Regions from separate parts of the Homo sapiens genome. Here region 1 is linked to region 2. A link is a loop called in an ENCODE intact Hi-C map of the cell type or tissue named here. Cell type or tissue: PC-3. All regions are shown on one strand. Each heading gives the region's core, and the rest is flanking DNA. Links, peaks and the distances in the headings are about the cores only. Region 1 overlaps MMS19 (MMS19 cytosolic iron-sulfur assembly component). Region 2 overlaps UBTD1 (ubiquitin domain containing 1).

The links. Peaks named below come from ENCODE experiments on the same cell type or tissue, not always from the same donor. Only the 100,000 strongest peaks of a DNase experiment are listed, where the experiment ranks them.
Region 1: it touches region 2 in a loop (2.7-fold over the local background); 46 of 110 quality-filtered maps call a loop at or near these places.

Annotation. Positions count from the first base shown.
Region 1 is chr10:97,475,238-97,483,568 of GRCh38, forward strand. It overlaps MMS19 (MMS19 cytosolic iron-sulfur assembly component), which reads right to left. Exons shown (of 31, transcript NM_022362.5): 3 at 5,705-5,805; 4 at 3,067-3,152; 5 at 2,618-2,692; 6 at 2,110-2,179; 7 at 1,598-1,726; 8 at 1,446-1,507. Among named protein-coding and RNA genes, the nearest start is that of MMS19, 19 kb to the right of the region's middle. In PC-3, for the core only: no CTCF peak of the experiment used is centred there; DNase peaks (open chromatin) are centred at 4,354 and 5,914; H3K4me3 peaks cover 890 bases; H3K27ac peaks cover 3,724 bases.
Region 2 is chr10:97,535,640-97,543,970 of GRCh38, forward strand. The region is part of intron 1 of UBTD1 (ubiquitin domain containing 1); the gene reads left to right. LOC124902488 (a long non-coding RNA gene) reads right to left here. Exons shown (of 3, transcript XR_007062259.1): 3 at 6,113-8,051. Among named protein-coding and RNA genes, the nearest start is that of ANKRD2, 33 kb to the right of the region's middle. RefSeq lists enhancers at 5,999-6,611, 6,612-7,223. In PC-3, for the core only: a CTCF peak has its summit at 4,501; DNase peaks (open chromatin) are centred at 6,692 and 7,682; H3K4me3 peaks cover 570 bases; H3K27ac peaks cover 2,177 bases.

The DNA.
Region 1 (8,331 bases), core at 7-8,006, 60 kb before region 2:
CCGCATGTGCACACATTGATTTTAGGGGGGTGGTGGTAAAAGCATTTGCTTACATATAGATGAAAAAGCTCTGTAAAGATACAAACATAACTGATAACTTGGTTGATTATGGAGAAAAAAAGATGGTAGGGAGATTTCTCACCCTTTTGGACTTTGAATCATGTGAATGAATTATCTTTTCAAAACCAACACAAAACACAAAATAAAACAAAGTAAAGGCTGGGCATGGTGGCCCACGCCTGTAATCCCAGCACTTTGGGAGGCCGAGGCAGTTGGATCACGAAGTCAGGGGTTCAATATCAGCCTGGTCAAGATGGTGAAACCCCATTTCTACTAAAAATACAAAAAAAATTAGCCGGGCATGGTGGCGGGCGCCTGTAATCCCAGCTACTTGGGAGGCCGAGGCAGAGAATTGCTTGAACCCAGGAGGCAGAGGTTGCAGTGAGTTGAGATCGCACCACTGCACTCCAGCCTGGGAGACAGAGCGAGACTCCATCTCAAAAAAGCAAAAACCAAACCAAAACAAACAAAAAAGAAACACACACACCAAAAAAACCAAAGTAAAAACAGAAGAATGTGGGAGCTAAACCAGGATCTTTCAAGATTTCAAGGGTATAGGGTTAGAATAAGAATTCTGATTATGAAAGAGATAAAAAGATTCATTTCAGGAGACAGGTGGTCCCCAGTAACATAATGTCAACTGAAATAAGCTGGTAAGAAATTCCCTACAGCAAAGATGGTGGTGTCATTATAAAGGCAGTGAGAGTCAATATGCTGTTTGGCATGCTGCAATAGAATGCCTTTTATTTCTTTCAAACCACTAATGCTTGCAGCACACACACCCACACGGTGATGAAACTCTTGAGTATTTGGCAGTAGAAGGGAACTCAACTGCAGAATGGGAGGAAGGCCCAAGAGGGTCAGAGCAAATACCTTCTGTACACTGTGCACAATTGTGCCTTCTTTGTTTTGTCACTTTGTTTCTATAGCCTGAGATGCCCTGTCCAACTCCAGAATCATATCTTCTGCATCCCTCACAAACCAGCTGAAATCCTATCTTAACTGTGAAGTCAGTTCCTGCCTACTCTAGCTCACACTGAACTTTTGTCTTCTCTGAACAGCTATAGTACTACTCATTTTCCTACCTAATCTCCTATTGTTACTTAAATGTTTCAGCCTTCAAGGGCAGGGACAGTGTTTTGCAATCCTGTAGCCTTCAGCACTAAATACAGTGTTAAGGAGCTTAAGAATTCCCCCCAATACATGCTGCTTTGAATCATTCCTCATATGTCAAATGCTTTTCCATTTCCTAGTTTATTAAAATATAAAATAATGAGGGCGGGGATGTCTATTTTGGTGACCTGTACCCTCAGTGCCCAGAACAGGGCTTGGCACATAGCAGACACTCAATAAATATATGATCAAACAATGAAGGTGCTACTTACAGGGGTAAAATCGATAGGGAAATAACAGGATGTCACTTCAAACAACTCCTCCACAAAGGGTCCTGTGGCAACAGAGAAAAAATGAGGTTGGTTTATCAGCTTCACTCATCTGATAAAGCTCCAATGAGCTAATCATGGCTACCACGATATACCCAGGCTATAGTCCCTGGAGATGAGGTCATGGACGATGCGGAAGGCCACCAGAAGATTACGGGGATCCTTTTCCCCATCCATCACCTGGATGAAGCCAAAGGTGAAGTCAGCTCCTAGGCTCTTTAGCTCTGGGAAGGAGAGAATAAGGTTACTATACTGTCCCACAGCACAGAAAGTGTGGGCTTTCTCCTAGCCTGTGTTCTCCCTCTGCTATCATTGCCTCCCCTTTCTCTTCAGGGCTGACCCTTTTTCCATTCCAAGAAAGTACTCAGTGAAGAGATGTGCAACAATATACACATTGCTGTGGAGGCAAGAATTTAAAACACTGGCTCAAACAAACTCTACCCTTTCTTTACTTCACTGGGAGGGAGCAGACCCCCTCTTTCCCTTTATCATTCTCTCTCAGGATACCAGCTCTTCTATATAACCCCAGGTAAAATGAGTCCTACTAATAGGGGAAAAAGTAGGATGTGCTTGCTTTTGACATTTCCCAGAAAGCTCTGTCTCTTACCTTCTTCCCGGGTTCGCATAAAATTGGTGATGATATTGTAGACTGTGTGTCGGTCCACCTGTGGCAGGGACTTGGGGGTGGGGGAGAAAGAAGTGAAGAAAATGCTCAAAGAATACCTCAGCTGACACAGCTAGTTCCTGCTTCATAATCTCTAAGTGAACAGTGCTCTTTATACCAGCATAAGATCAATCTAAGAGAAACTACAGAGAAAGGGTATGGATATTGACTCAGCAGCACAGCAGTGGTGCCAATAATTCAAACCTGCCTGACAGAGGGATGCCTTACTTTCTGTAGGTATAAGAGGACACAGGTCAGATCTAATGGCATGCACCCCTTTCCTTGTCCAATAACAAAGATGAGCATATAAACATACTGAAGAAGAGCATAAAAACATTCACAAGATCCAAAAGAATTCAGAACTTAGAAGGCAATAATTTTTGCTATTGAATCCCAGTTATGTCAAGGGGTAGAGACAGAGGAGAATACCAACATGACTGTTATCCCTCACCTGTACATGCACTTCCTGGAAGATGGCTTTAAGCACAGAAACAGCCAGCCCTGGGGGCAGGGCCACACACAGGCTCTGGGGGAGAGGAGAAGGTACGTGAATACCGAAGGAATTGCAGCATGGCCTCCAAGACACAACCCTACGACAGGCCTAATTAGCTACTGTAAGAATCACAGCATCCTGGTTGAGGAAGAAGCACTAATAGTGAGACTCTTTCTCAAGCTGATGAGTTCTCTGCAGCTCTTTCCAGATGGCTCTGGTTTCCAGTCCCCCAAAGTACACTTTTACTCTCTAGAGGGAAAACGGAAGTAGAGCTGGTAACACTAATTTAGTCCCACACTTGGGCACCTGCTCCTCAGCATGTGAACCATCACACCCAAAGCGCAAGGAGAGAACTAGACAAGGGCTCCCTTGAACAAAGTTATGTAATGAAATGAAGGAAAACTCACAAGTGCCTTCAAACCCTGCAGGACAGATGGGATCACAAGATGATGGTCCTTCAGCCGGTTCTCATAGAACAGTATCAGGTGTACCACTGCACAAACCAGATTCAGCCATTAGTTGACATAGGCACGAGAAGGGCCCAAGAGCTTTGTTCCTTCCCTAAGTCTATAACAGTTGTTTCTGTTTGGGTTCCACTACAAATTTTCTCTTTCACCAAGAGACATGTCCTGTGCCTTCCCATTTGAAGGTAGACACCTGATCAGTCGGGAAAATAGGGGAACATTTCTTAATATCCATTCTCATACAGGTCCACAGTAAAACCCATTCTCAGCCCAAAACTGCCTTTCTACAGAACTAGAGTTCACAAATTTTTTCCTAAAGGGTCAGACAGTAAATATAGGCTTACAGGGTATGGTCTCTATCCCAACTACTCAACTCTGCTGTTTTAACAAAAAAGTAGCATAGACAACAGGGAAATAAATGAGTGTAGCTATGTTCCAATAAAAGTTTATAAAAACAGGTGTATGATGTGTTTTTTTTAATGTGTGACATAAATTATTTTTTCTGTGTATCTATTTTTAAATTTATATAGATGATATTATACTAAACACAAATACCCACACACATATACCCCCAAACAGGCTGTAGGTTGGGCATGTGGTGCTTGCCTATAGGGAGGCTGAGGTGGGACGATCATTTAAGCCCAGAGGTTTAAGGCCACCCTGAGCAACACAGTGAGACCCTGTCTCCAAAAAACAAATAAAAGGGGTTCCCTCTCTTGGCTTTGGAGCCCTCCCTCCCTCTGCCTCTATACAGGGAAGATTCTTCCTTCTCCCTTCCTTCTTGCCCCTTCTTGCCTATTAAACTCTCCGCTACTTAAAACCACTTCATGTGTGTCGGTGTCGTTTTATCTAAACCAGCATGAGGACCAAGAACCCTGGTGTTCCTCCACTCATTGGAGCCGTATCATTTTGGTGTGTTGGCTGGGAAAGGAAATTCGTTCATCAGACTGAAGCAATCAAACTCCAAATGGTACTGTAAACTGAACCTCACATTGACACGCCATTCTTGTGAGGACCCTTAGATCAACCCCAGGAGGAGCCCTTGCTGCTGTTCCCCATTCGACGCCCCTTTTCAGTAGGAAGTAGCCAGGAGTCATCACCCCAAACCCCGTAACAGCAGTTAGTGTGGCATCTCTACAGGGGGGAATGTTGTAGGAGTTATTAAGAAATTATTACGTGCTGCATTTGCCCCTTGAGCCAGGTGGATGTTTACTGTGTGTTATATAACTTCCTGGCTCCTTCACTGAACATGCCTAGTCCAACATTTTTTCCCAATCAGTCACATCCTGGGATCCAGTGTATAAATCTAATATCATATGTCTTGTGCATAATTCTTCCAAAGGATCTTATTTTGTGAACTATATCAGTAGTGTACATTACCATATAATGTAAAAACATCTACATATAAACAATGCAACCAACTATCCAAGTGTTATACCAACTAAAACCCCCAATAAACCTTGAACAGTTAAGAAAAAAAAAAAAGAAAGAAATTATTTTAGGCAAATAGAGAGGAAAAGGGGTCCTTGGGAAGTTTTTGTTTTTAAAAGCATCTCCAGAAAAGTTTCCTGTAAAGCCCTGGCTCTTAGTGCCAGGCCGCAACCTTTGATATGCAAATGAAATCCATTAGAAACTGGGTCCACCCAAATATGGCGATTCCCATGGCGTTCCTGCCCTTTCCCCACCTTCCTGGCAACATGGCTGCCCCCATGTATCCCCACATGTGTAGAATATCATGGTGCCCTGCATTTGCATATTAAAAGGCTCGGGTAGGAGGGCCAGCTTTTTTGCCGGCTATGTGAATGACATGCCTAGTCAAACCAATCCCCCGAGCCCTATGCAAATCAGACACCGCCTCCTCCAGCTTCTGGATATATTACCTAGCTGGTATCTGTGGCAGGCGGAGTTCCCTCTCTTGGCTTTGGAGCCCCGCTCTGTCTCTGTACAGGGGAGCTTCTTCCTCCTCCCTTCCTTCTTGCCTATTAAACTCTCTGCTCCTTAAAACCAAAAAAACAAAAAAAACAAAACAAAAAAACCAGGCTATAGTTTGCCTACCCCTGCTATACAAGATAAATAAGTTGTTGTCCTTTTTCCCCCTCAGGACCTCAAAGCATGCCGATATTTCATTACTTTTCATCTTTACCTATGAAATACTGCTCTGTTCATTTTACGGAGTGGGAAAAATACACTGAAAAAACAGTCTAAGGCTACATTTGAAATCCATGTGTCTTTCTTTTTTGAGATGGAGTCCCGCTCTGTCATCCAGGCTGGAGTTCAGTGGCGTGATCTCGGCTCACTGCAACTTCCATCTCCTGGGTTCAAGCGATTCCTGCCTCAGCCACCCAAGTAGCTGCAGGCGCCCAACACCATGCCCAGCTAACGTTTTATATTGAAATCCATGTGTCTTGTGTCTCAATTCTAATCATCTCTGCCACATATACCAGTGAGGAATGAAGACCTTGAATTAGTAGTTCATAGATACTTTAAGCCCTCCCTCCCTGCCTGTAAAGTTGGCTTGAATAGACATGGGAGACCTGGGCTCAGCAATCCAGGAAGACATTCCTATTAGTGACACCAGTACCTTCCTTCTCCAGGAGCAAGGTGTGACAGTGGAGTAGCACCTGTGACAAAAGCTGGATTGCTCGTGCCCGAGTTCGGGGTTCTGGATTCTCTAGAGAGGACCTAGGGGAAAACAGGATAGAGAGAACCTGCAATTACCCAGTTCAAATGTTTGAAGAAATAAACATTTTACATTAGTCACACTCACCCCCTGGGCATGGAAGCAGAGCCAAGCCCTGTTAAGAGTAAAAACAGCCCAGGAAGGTGTTCCTGAGGTAACGGCATTACAGATACCAGTAAGGACAGAAGGCTTAAGAGCGATCCTCAGACTGAAGTGGCATCATTTAGAGGCACACGTGACACCAAGAGCCAACAGAGGTTTCTGCCTCCAGGTACCCCAGTTTGGCACCTAATAAGCACTGTGCTTACTCTTTCTCCCCAGTGGTATGATTGTGACATTCCTCTGAAATACAGCTTAGCAGCTACCCACAGGGTTTGAGAGATGATTGGCAGCTGCAGCTTCCACCAAAACAAGGAGAATACGTGTATTTCTGTAAATTAATGCTAAGGAAAAAAAATTGCTCAGAATCACCACCAAGTTCCTAGAGTAAAAGAAAACATGAAAAACCAAAACTTTATAACTGGAAGGTTACAAAGTAAGAGGGCCAGAATATAGCTTTAACTAGTTAACTAGGTAGGATTATTGATATAGGAGAAGCTGGACTGAAGCAACAAGGAAGTGACTTATCCTCAAAATTGCTCTACGGAGATTATACTGAAACATACTAGAAATAATCTAAGCAGCAACAAGCAGAAAGTGGAAGAGTTCTGGCCATGACAGTTGTATTGAACCTCAAGGGTAAGAGTGTATATAACTCAGAGTAAGGGGAAAAAAATAAGGTCACTCTTAACAGGATCCCCAGGATAAAAACCTGTAGAAAGGTTTCTACTCAGGAAGTAGAAAACTGTGCATTCAGGTTGGGTGTGGTGGCTCACACCTGTAATCCCAGAATTTTGGGAGACAGACGAGAGGATCACTTGAGCCCGGCAGTCGTGACCAGCCTGGGCAACATAGTGGGACCCTGTCTCTACAAAAAATACAAAAACTTAGCTGGGCATGGTGGCACAAGCCTGTAGTCCCAGCTACTTGGGAGGCTGAGGTGGGTGGATGGCTTGGGCCCAGGAGATCGAGGCTGCAGTGGGCCATGATCGCTCCACTGCACTCTAGCTCGATTAACAGAGTGAGACCCTGTCTCAAAGAAAAAGAAAAAAAGAAAATTATGCATTTGGAGCATTTAAAAATGGAACAAGGCACACAAATGCTCATAGCAGCATTATTAGGAATAGCCAAAAAGTGGAAACAATCCAGATGTCCGTCCACTGATAAATGATTAAATAATATGCATATCCATAAAACGGGAATATTATTCAGCAAGAAAAGAAATGCAGAACTGATGTGTGCTGCAACATGGATGAACCCCAAAAACATGCTAAGTGAAAGAAGCTGGCAACAAAGGTCACGTGTGTGATTCCATTTATATGACATTTCCAGAGTAGGCAAAGCCATAGAAGACAGAAAGTAGATTAGTGATTGCTGGGGGTTGGGAAGAAGAGGGAAGGGGAAATGACTGCTAATGGGCATGGGTTTCTTTCTGGAGTAATGAAAATGTCCTCAAAATGACTGTGCTGAGAATTGCACAAATCTGTAAATATACTTTTACAAGCCACAGAATTGTACATTTTAAAATGGTGAACTTTATGATATGTGAATCATACATCAATAAGGCTGTGTGTGTGTGTGTGTGTGTGTATATATATACACACACACACACACACACACACACACACATATATTTTTTGAGATGGACTCTCACTCTGTCACCCAGGCTGGAGTGCAGTGGCGTAATCTCAGCTCACTGCAAGCTCCGCCTCGCGGGTTCACCCCATCCTCCTACCTCAGCCTCCCAAGTAGCTGGAACTACAGGCGCCCGCCACCATGCCCGGCTAATTTTTTGTATTTTTAGTAGAGATGGGGTTTCACCGTGCTAGCCAGGATGGTCTCGATCTCCTGACCTCATGATCCGCCCACCTCGGCCTCCCAAACTGCTGGGATTACAGGCATGAGCCACCGCACCTGGCCTATATATATTTTTTGATGGGGGTCTCACTCTGTCACCTGGGTTGGAATGCAGTGGCATGACCTGTTTACCACAACCTCCACCTCCCAGACTCCAGTGATCCTCCCACCTCAGCCTTCCGGGTAGCTGGGACCACAGGCGCATGCCACCACGCCTAGCTAATTTTTTGTATTTTTGGTAGAGACAGGGTTTCACCTTGTTGCCCAGGCTGGTCTTAAACTCCTGAGCTCAGGCAATCCACCTTCTTCGGCCTCTCAAAGTGCTGGGATCACAGGTATGAGCCACTGCACCCAGCCAATACTGTATATATTTTTTTTAATGGACCAAGGCCACCACAATGTGAGCAGAAAGGTCAAATAGTCTGTTATGTGGGAGAAATGTGTAACAGTGACTTTGTTTTTTAATTTCCCCCAGTTTTCTAGTTTTCTGTTTTAGAAGACATGCTGTCACAATTAACAACTCTTACTAATAAGACTTGTCAATTTAAATGGTCTATACCAATTATGAAATA
Region 2 (8,331 bases), core at 7-8,006:
AAATTACTTGCAGCTGTAGTGGCTCATACCTATAATTCTGGCACCATGGGAGGATCACTTGAAGCCAGGAGTTTGAGATCAGCCTGGGCAACAAAGTGAGACCCCATCTCTACAAATTTTTTTTTTTAATTAGCTAGGTGCAGTGGTGCACTCCTGTAGTCCTAGCTACTCAGGAGGCTGAGGTAGAAGGATCGCTTGATGCCAAGTGTTCAAGGCTTCAGTGAGCCATGACCGCACTACTGCACTCTAATCTGGGTGACACAGCAAGATCTTGTCTCAAAAAAATAAAATAAAAAATTAATGTATCACCTACATGTAGTTGGAGAGAAATTATTATTATTATTATTATTATTATTATTATTATTATTTCGAGACAGAATTTTGCTCTAGTCACCCAGGCTGGAGTGCAGTGGTGCGATCTCAGCTCACTGTAACCTCCGCCTCCCGGATTCAAGCGATTCTCCTGCCTCAGCCTCCCAAGTAGCTGGGATTACAGGCTCCCGCCACCAAGCACAGCTAATTTTGTATTTTTAGTAGAGATGGGGTTTCACCATGTTGGTCAGGCTTGTCTCGAACTCCTGACCTCATGTGATCCATCCGCCTCCGCCTCCCAAAGTGCTGGGATTACAGGTGAGAGCCACCACACCCGGCCAGGAGAGAAATTCTTTAGAGACCTGAGTGAGGTGGTCATACAAGGTCTTCGTCATGACACAGTTGGGAGTTGTCCTTTAGTCCCCCAGTGGTGGCACGGCTGGTCAGAACAGGAGCCTGACAGCCAGGGTGAAGGAGACTAGAGAAGAAGAAAATGGGGCAATCTGTGGGTACCCCAGCTAGTGTTTGATTTTAAAATGACCCCTGCCCACCATACTGCAGACTTGTGTTCAGACATTTATGTAGACCTGACTTTGTCAATGCAGAATGAAGACCAGTGTCTCGTAGGAGGCCAGTGGGCCCAGGGGCAGGGTGCCCATCAGAACTTGAAGGGTCTGGGCCAACTCATGGGGCCTCAGCTTATCCTGCCGGCCTGCACACTCTACCCAGCCTGACTCCAGGCCGTAGATGCTTCTGTACCTTCTACTGGGAATGACTCCTACCTCACCCTCTTTCAAGGCCAGGATCACAATGTCATTCCTCCTCTAGGAAGTCTCCCCAAATTTGTTCCTTCCAAGCCTTCTGAATCTCCTTTATGCCACTTCCTGCTTGTCCAGTGGTGGAGTCATTCGGTCATACATTCATTCATTCATTCAGCTCACACAGGAGGAGGCACAGGGTGCAACTGTGAGGGAGAGACCAGGGCCCTCCCTTGGAGGGGCTGACCTTCGGAGAGGTACAGAGAAGTGAGGAAATGATGGCAGAATTGGAGTAGACGTGCATTCGGACAACAAGGGGTGTGGTGGGGACTGAGGGAGCCCACTTTAGTTAGGCCAGCAGGGCAGGCCTGTCTGAGGAGGTGCTCTTTAAACCTTGAGACACACTTTAAGGTAATTAGAATGTCTCCCTCATTTTCTCAGCCCCTTGAGTGCCCGGCAGGATCTTAAACACAGTGGGTACGCAGGAATTGTGTGTTGAAATGAATCTAGGCCATGACACTTTTGTCTGGGCCTGAGCACCCTGGTAATCATCACCCTTTCCTGCTGTAGGACCCCCCAGCCCCACCTCCAGCTGTCATTTGACCATGAAGAATTGGGTTACCTTGGGGGTCGGGTGGTAGGGGCTGCTCCCAGGCCAAGCCCATTAGCACCAGGGGTAGGATAGCTAGAGAGCAGGGGCCAGCGACCTGCACATAGCTTGGAGGATACATGTGACCTGTGCTCTTGCACCTGGATTCTTGATCAGAAATGCCTCACCTCCCCTGTCACCCTCATTATTGCAGAAGGAAACTGAGGCGCAAAGCTTGTATGCTGCCTCTCCCTCCAGCAGCAGCAGAGGCCAAAGCAGGGCAGGTCACTGTATGTGGAGAGGGTGAGTGAGGTAAGAGGTCTGAAAAGAGGGAGGAGGGTGAGGCTTGCTCCCACCTGGGCCCTCCCAGCCAGCCGGAGCCTATTTCCAGAGTCCTTGTCACACAGGGTCAGAGCTGGACATGACCTTAGAGATGAGCTAACCCAGCTCCCTCCATCCCCTGCAGTAGAAGCAGAAAGGAGGCCTGGTCTTTCAGGGTGTGTGCTTGTAACAGGCTTTCTCTTTTTTTTTTTTTTTTTTTTTTTGAGACAGGGTCTCTCTCTGTCATCCAGGCTGGAATGAAGTGGTATGATCTCACCCCACTGCAACCTCTACCTCCCAGGTTCAAGCGATTCTTGTGCCTCAGCCTCCCAAGTAGCTGGGACTACAGGTGTGTGCCACCACACCTGGCTAATTTTCATATTTTAAGTAGAGATGGGCTTTCACCATGTTGGCCAGGCTGGTCTTGAACTCCTGGCCTCAAGTAATCCTCCTGCCTTGGCCTCCCAAAATGCTTGGATTACAGGCACCAGCCACCATGCTCAGCCCCAACAGACTTTCCACATACCTCTACTCTAGCGCATACCAGTTTGCCTGCTTGTTTTGCTTTGTTTTTAAAATTTACATATATTGGCCAGGCACAGTGGCTCGCACCTGTAATCTCTGTACTTTGGGAGGCTGAGGTGAGAGGATCCCTTGAGGCTAGGGGTTTAAGACCAACCTGGGCAACACAGTGAGACCTCATCCCTATTTTATTTTTAAAAAAGTAAAAATAGAAATAAAATTTAAAAATTTACATATATTATTTATTATACATTTGTATGTTTTTAAAATGTACCACAGAGTAACAGATTACAAAGATTTCCTAAATTACACATTCAAATATATTCAAAATAGTGAGCATGAACAAAATGTCTGAGAAAACTAAGAGGGATCCTTGTGTGTATCATTTGTGTGATTCAGCTTCAGCCCAGACAGTGATATGAGCTCGTCTGGTCAGGGACTTGCCATGCTCGTCTGGACGTCCACCGTGCCTGGCACTGGTAGATGACAGTGAACATTTTATGAATGATTGTGGGAATGATCTGAGCAGTTTCTACTTTAACAGAGTCTCTGTGGGCTTATGAGAGTCTCTTCCTTCTGGATCTCAAAGCTTTTTTTGCACAGAATCTGGTAACCCTTCTGTGTGTATATGTGTGTGTGAGTGTGTTATTGCACATATGGTTTGCTTTGCAGTTTGGGGCAGAGGCTGGGGATTTTTGGAGGGCTAGGATCTTGCCTTAGCTGTCTTTGTGGTCCTCAGGAGCGCTGCACAGGTCTTTCCACAAAGTGGATGTGAGTTGAGTCTTAGAGCTGGAACGGGCCCTGGGAACCATGTTACAGATGAGTGGCTCCAGGGAGAAGACCTGCGCAGATCACATGGTGCATTAGGGCCATGCCTGGCAGTGCTTGTGTTGCCCTGGGCCTGAGGTGTCCCAGTTCAGGCAGCTGAGTTGGGTGCTGCCCAGGAGGTGAAGGCTGTCTAACAGCACAAGCGGGTTTCTCTTGAGAGGCCTGGGATGGGCAGTTGTCAGGTAGGAGCTGAAGCTCACATGTCCTCTGGAGCCTGGGGTTTCTGGAGGTGTCAGGAGGGATGGGCAGGGGAACAACAACCCCAACCCTGAACAGCTCCACTTTACCGGCCTCAGATAGGCTTCTTTCAAAGCCTTTCACTAACTTCGAAAAAAAGTTTTGGGCTGGGAGCAGTGGCTCACACCTGGAATCCCAGCCCTTTAGGAGGCTAAGGCGGGAGGATCAGTTGAGCTCAGGAGTTCAAGACCAGTGTGGGCAACAAAGGGAGAGACCCTGTCTCTACAAAAATTTAAAAATTAGCTGGGTGTGGTGATGCACACTTGTGGTCCCAGCTACTCGGGAGGCTAAGGTAGGAGGATCTCTTGAGCCCAGGAGGTGGAGGCTGCAGTGAGCTGTGATTGTGCCCGTGCACTCCAGCCTGGGTGACAGAGAGAGGCCCCATTTCAAAAAAAAAAAAAGAAGTTTTGCTGTTTTTTAAAAAAGTTCAAGACTGGTTGTTAACACCCAAAACAGGCCTCACCTGCCTACTCCCTCAAGCCTTTCTTGGGGGAGGGGACGGCCTGCATGGAGGGAAGTGGGGCTGTGTTTAGTTGGGGGTCCTGCTCTTGTGGCCTGGTGGGAGGCTGGGGATATGATGTGTGGGAGGACAAGAGGCCCTGTCTCTCCCTGCTCCCTGTGCAGACACCAGGGCCAACTCCTAGAGGCAGCTCTGTCACCGTTAGCTCCCTTCCTTCCAGATCCACCTCCTTAAGCATTGCCAAATCAAATAGCTGGGATGCCTGTGCAGCCCGAGGCCCTTCCAAACAACCACCCCCAGAGGGCTGGGTGCAGCCAAAGCCTCTGACCATTTCCGCCCCCTCTCCTGAGGGGCTGCCACCTCCCATCTGGAACCTTCTCTGAGGAAGGGGGAGGGGCATGGCACCACCAGGGTTGGGGTCATCGCCTCTCCTCCAGAAATCTGGATCCTGTTACCCTCCTATAGAGGGAGCAAGGAGGCTCTGTTCACTGAGGTCTTGTTTTTTCACATTTTTTTGTGGGTTTTTGCTTTATATTTCACAGGAACTTCAAATAACTCAGCTAGACTGTACACAGAATAGGACTTGTTAATAAGTGCTGGAAATGGAATTAGATGGAAAGAGGTTCATTCATTGATTCATCTTAGAACTGCTTCCTGAGCATCGGCTAGACTCCCACCTACGTTCTGAGCGCTTGTGACCTACCAGTCCCCTGACACTCAGGAGACGCAGTATCTTGTGGGGGTCAGGATGGGAGTTCCAGAGCCAGCCCACCACCCAGCTGTGTGGCCTTTGGATTAGATGATGTAATACATATGAAGTGTTTAGAAGACTGCCTGGCATATGATAAGCACTTAATAAATGTTAGCAGTTCTTGTTCATGTCATTCTTATTACCGTAGTGCTTGTGCTACTCCTGTAAGGTATAGTTATTAGCCCCATTTTCTAGATACGGAAACTGAGGTTCTCAGAGGTTGAATAACATGCCTAAGTCATGCACATAAGTGCAGAGCCAGGGTTCTCTCTCAGGTTTGGAATCTGAGCCTTTTGGCAACCTACTGGTACTGCTTATCTGGGTCCAGGCTAGGAGCTGGGTATCTAGACGTCAGCATGAAGGAGACCACCTGCTGCCTTGATGAGCTCACAGCCTGGCATGGAGGCAGACGTGGGCATTGCCGAGTCAATTTCTGGAGACACCATGTGGGTTAGACCCCAGCCAGGCTGTGTGGGCGGCAGGGTAGGACTGGCCAATGGTGTCAGCTGGGCCTTGTGTCCTGGGCTGGAGGCAGCGCTGCTTCTCTGCTTGTCAGCTGCGTGTGTGTCCACTAGGGGTTGGTCTTGCTGCCCTGGGGAGTTGGTAGGCATGACGGGGTCTGGAACAGGCAGCAGGCTGGGAGTGAGAGGACCTGAAACCACTCACTGGATTCCTGTCATTGCCTCAGTGTCCTCATCCGTAAAAGAAGAGTAGTCATATTTGTCACACAGGGTCGTTACAAGGATTAAGTGAAATGAAGCATGTAAAAAAATATCTTACCAGGCACGGTGGCTCATGCCTGTAATCCTAGCAATTCGGGAGGCTGAGGCAGGAGGATTGCTTGAGCCCAAGAATTTGAGACCAGCTTGGGCAACACAGGCAGATCTCATCTCTACAAAAAATCTAAAAATTGTCCAGGCGTGGTGGTATGTGCCTGTAGTCCCAGCTACTTTGGGAGGTTGAGACGGGAGGATTGCTTGAGCGCAGGAGGTCAAGGCTGCAGTGGGCTATGATCACACCACTGCACTCCAGCCTGGATGACAGAGCAAGACCCTGTCTCAAAAAAAAGACAAAAAACTCCTTATAATCATAAAACTGGTATTTCTACAACTAGTAAGTAATTGCTACCATTTTCAAGCTCCTACTGTGTGCTCCACACAGCACTGCAGTCCTCACTGCAGTCCCTCTAGGTGGATATTAGGATATTATTGCTCCCATTTTATGGATGTGGAAACTGTTCCAGAGGTTCAGCTGTTCCAGGTCACACCTGTGAGGGGGTGGAGTTGGGAGTTAGACCTAGGTCCTCTCTGATTTTTTTTTTTTTTTTTTTTTTTGAGATGCAATTTCACTCTTGTCATCCAGGCTGGAGTGCAGTAGTGCGATCTCGGCTCACTGCAACCTCCGCCTCCCTAGTTTAAGAAATTCTCCTGCCTCAGCCTCCCGAGTAGCTGGCATTACAGGCGCCTGCCACCACACCCAGTTGATTTTTTGTATTTTTAGTAGAGATGGAGTTTCACCATGTTTACCAGGCTGGTCTCGAACTCCTGACCTCAGGTGATCCACCTGCCTCGGCCTCCCAAAATGCTGGGATTACAGGCATGATCCACCACGCCCGGCCTCCTCTCTGATTCTTAAAGCCACCTCTCTGTGTTCCAAAGCCTCTGAGTTGTCTTCCCTCCCAGCTCCGCCCCTCGCTAATAAGTTCCTGAAGCAGCTGTGGCTGTTCCAGGGCGGGGGTCAGGCTGAGAGTGGTGCCCCAGCCAGGCCCACCACCCAGGCCCTGCATCTGGCGGTGGGCAGGATGCGTCCTCTACAGCCAGAGGGATGGAGGGATGGGCTTTACCTGCCCACAGCCCCGAGTTATGGTGGCAGCAGCAGGTTCCCCTCCCAACCAGTCTGGCAAGCCAGTTTTGTTGGCCTGTGAGTCACACCAGCACTGATGAGTCAGGTTTTTCCCTTCTTTGTGCCCAGAGCAGCTGGGGAGGGAGTGGGGGGTTTCTTAGGAAACAGGACCTCCCTCCCTCTGCTCTCCCACTCATCCCCTTGTCTTGGAGCTGCTCATTTTCTATCTGGAGGGCCCTGGCTCAGCCCTGGAAAAAGAGGCCTTCATGTTCCCACTAAAGAGAGTGTCCCATGGGCCACACTGGGCAGGAAAGACTGGGCCCCAGGCTGAGTTTAGTCAGGAGGCGGAGGGTGAAGGGGCCTTCCCTGTTGGGAAGGAGAGCAGGGCTGCAGTCCCAGGCTGTCTGACTCCGAAGCCTGTGCTCTTGGCCGGTCGGCTTGCCCTCTCCTGTCTATAAAGTGGGATTATCCTCTGGGCAGGGCAGCTGGGTTTCCCTAAGCAGAGGGTCCCCTGAGCCACCTGCTTCTTGCCTTTTGACCACCCTGGCTATAAGGGCTGTCCATATGGTCAGCCTCATGCAGGCATAGCACAGGCATAGAACCCTCGCAGAGGCCTCATTAAACCCAGCCAAAGCAGCCAGCCAGCTGGGCAGCCTGGTTCTAGATCAGCACTTCTCGGCCTTGGCCATATGTTGGAATCACCTAGAGAGCTTTTAAACCTCTCTGCTGCTCCCAAACTCCAGAGCAAGTAAGTCAGAATCCCAGGGAGCAGGCTCCAGGAACCATGTTTTTGGTGGACCACACTGGATTGCCTCTCAAGAGCCTGCCCTCCCAGAGGTGACAGTGAAGTTGCAAGCACAGCACAACACCCAGGGAACAGTCATGCTAGAGTGCAATGCGGACCCCGAGGGTCAGAAGAGACACTTGGGGAGAGCGGGGAGCGCCTGGTGGGAAGAGGGCTTCAGTCCTGCATCCTGACCAGGCATGGCTTGGGAAGGAAACCAGGGAGGATGCTGGTCTGACAGCTCTGGTGAGTCATGGGCCGAGGAGGAGGAAGAGGAAGGGATGAGTCAGGCACAGCTGCCTGCATGGCCCGAGCCTGGCTTGGGAGGAGAATGAATGTGCTTCTCTGTTGTTCCACAAACCCAGTGTTGTGGTCCTGAGCCATGCCACATGAAGGAGCGGGTGAGCCTTGAAAAGATGGGGTTCCCAGGACTCGGCATGTTAGGCATTTGTGTGTGCGCTTCACACTTCGTACAGAAATTCCCTGGAGTATTTTGGCATTTCTGTAAGGCAGACTGATGAGTGGCATTTGCATTTGGCAGATGTGCTTGGACAGATGAAGCCCCGTGCCCTGGATCACACAGCAGGTCCTGATGGAAATGGACCCAGGTCTTCTGACCCCAAGTTCACCCCACTGAAGACACAGACCTGAAAGACAGAAAGACAGTAACCTAGAGCCTGTTGCTGGGGTGTGGACTAAATGAACTATAAGGCTTGCAAGAATTAGGAACCACAACCAGGGTGAAAATTATGTAATTATGAAAATTACGGGGTCTTTTCTACCTCCAGCCCGAACAGTTGTGGGCAGATTTGCTGTGGTGTTTGCTGTGGAGCAGGGGGCTGGTGCTCAGATGGAGTATGCAGGAGCCCGGTGGGGCCTGGTGCTGGATGGGCCACATCTGGACTGTTAAGTTAGTTGAAACAAGGA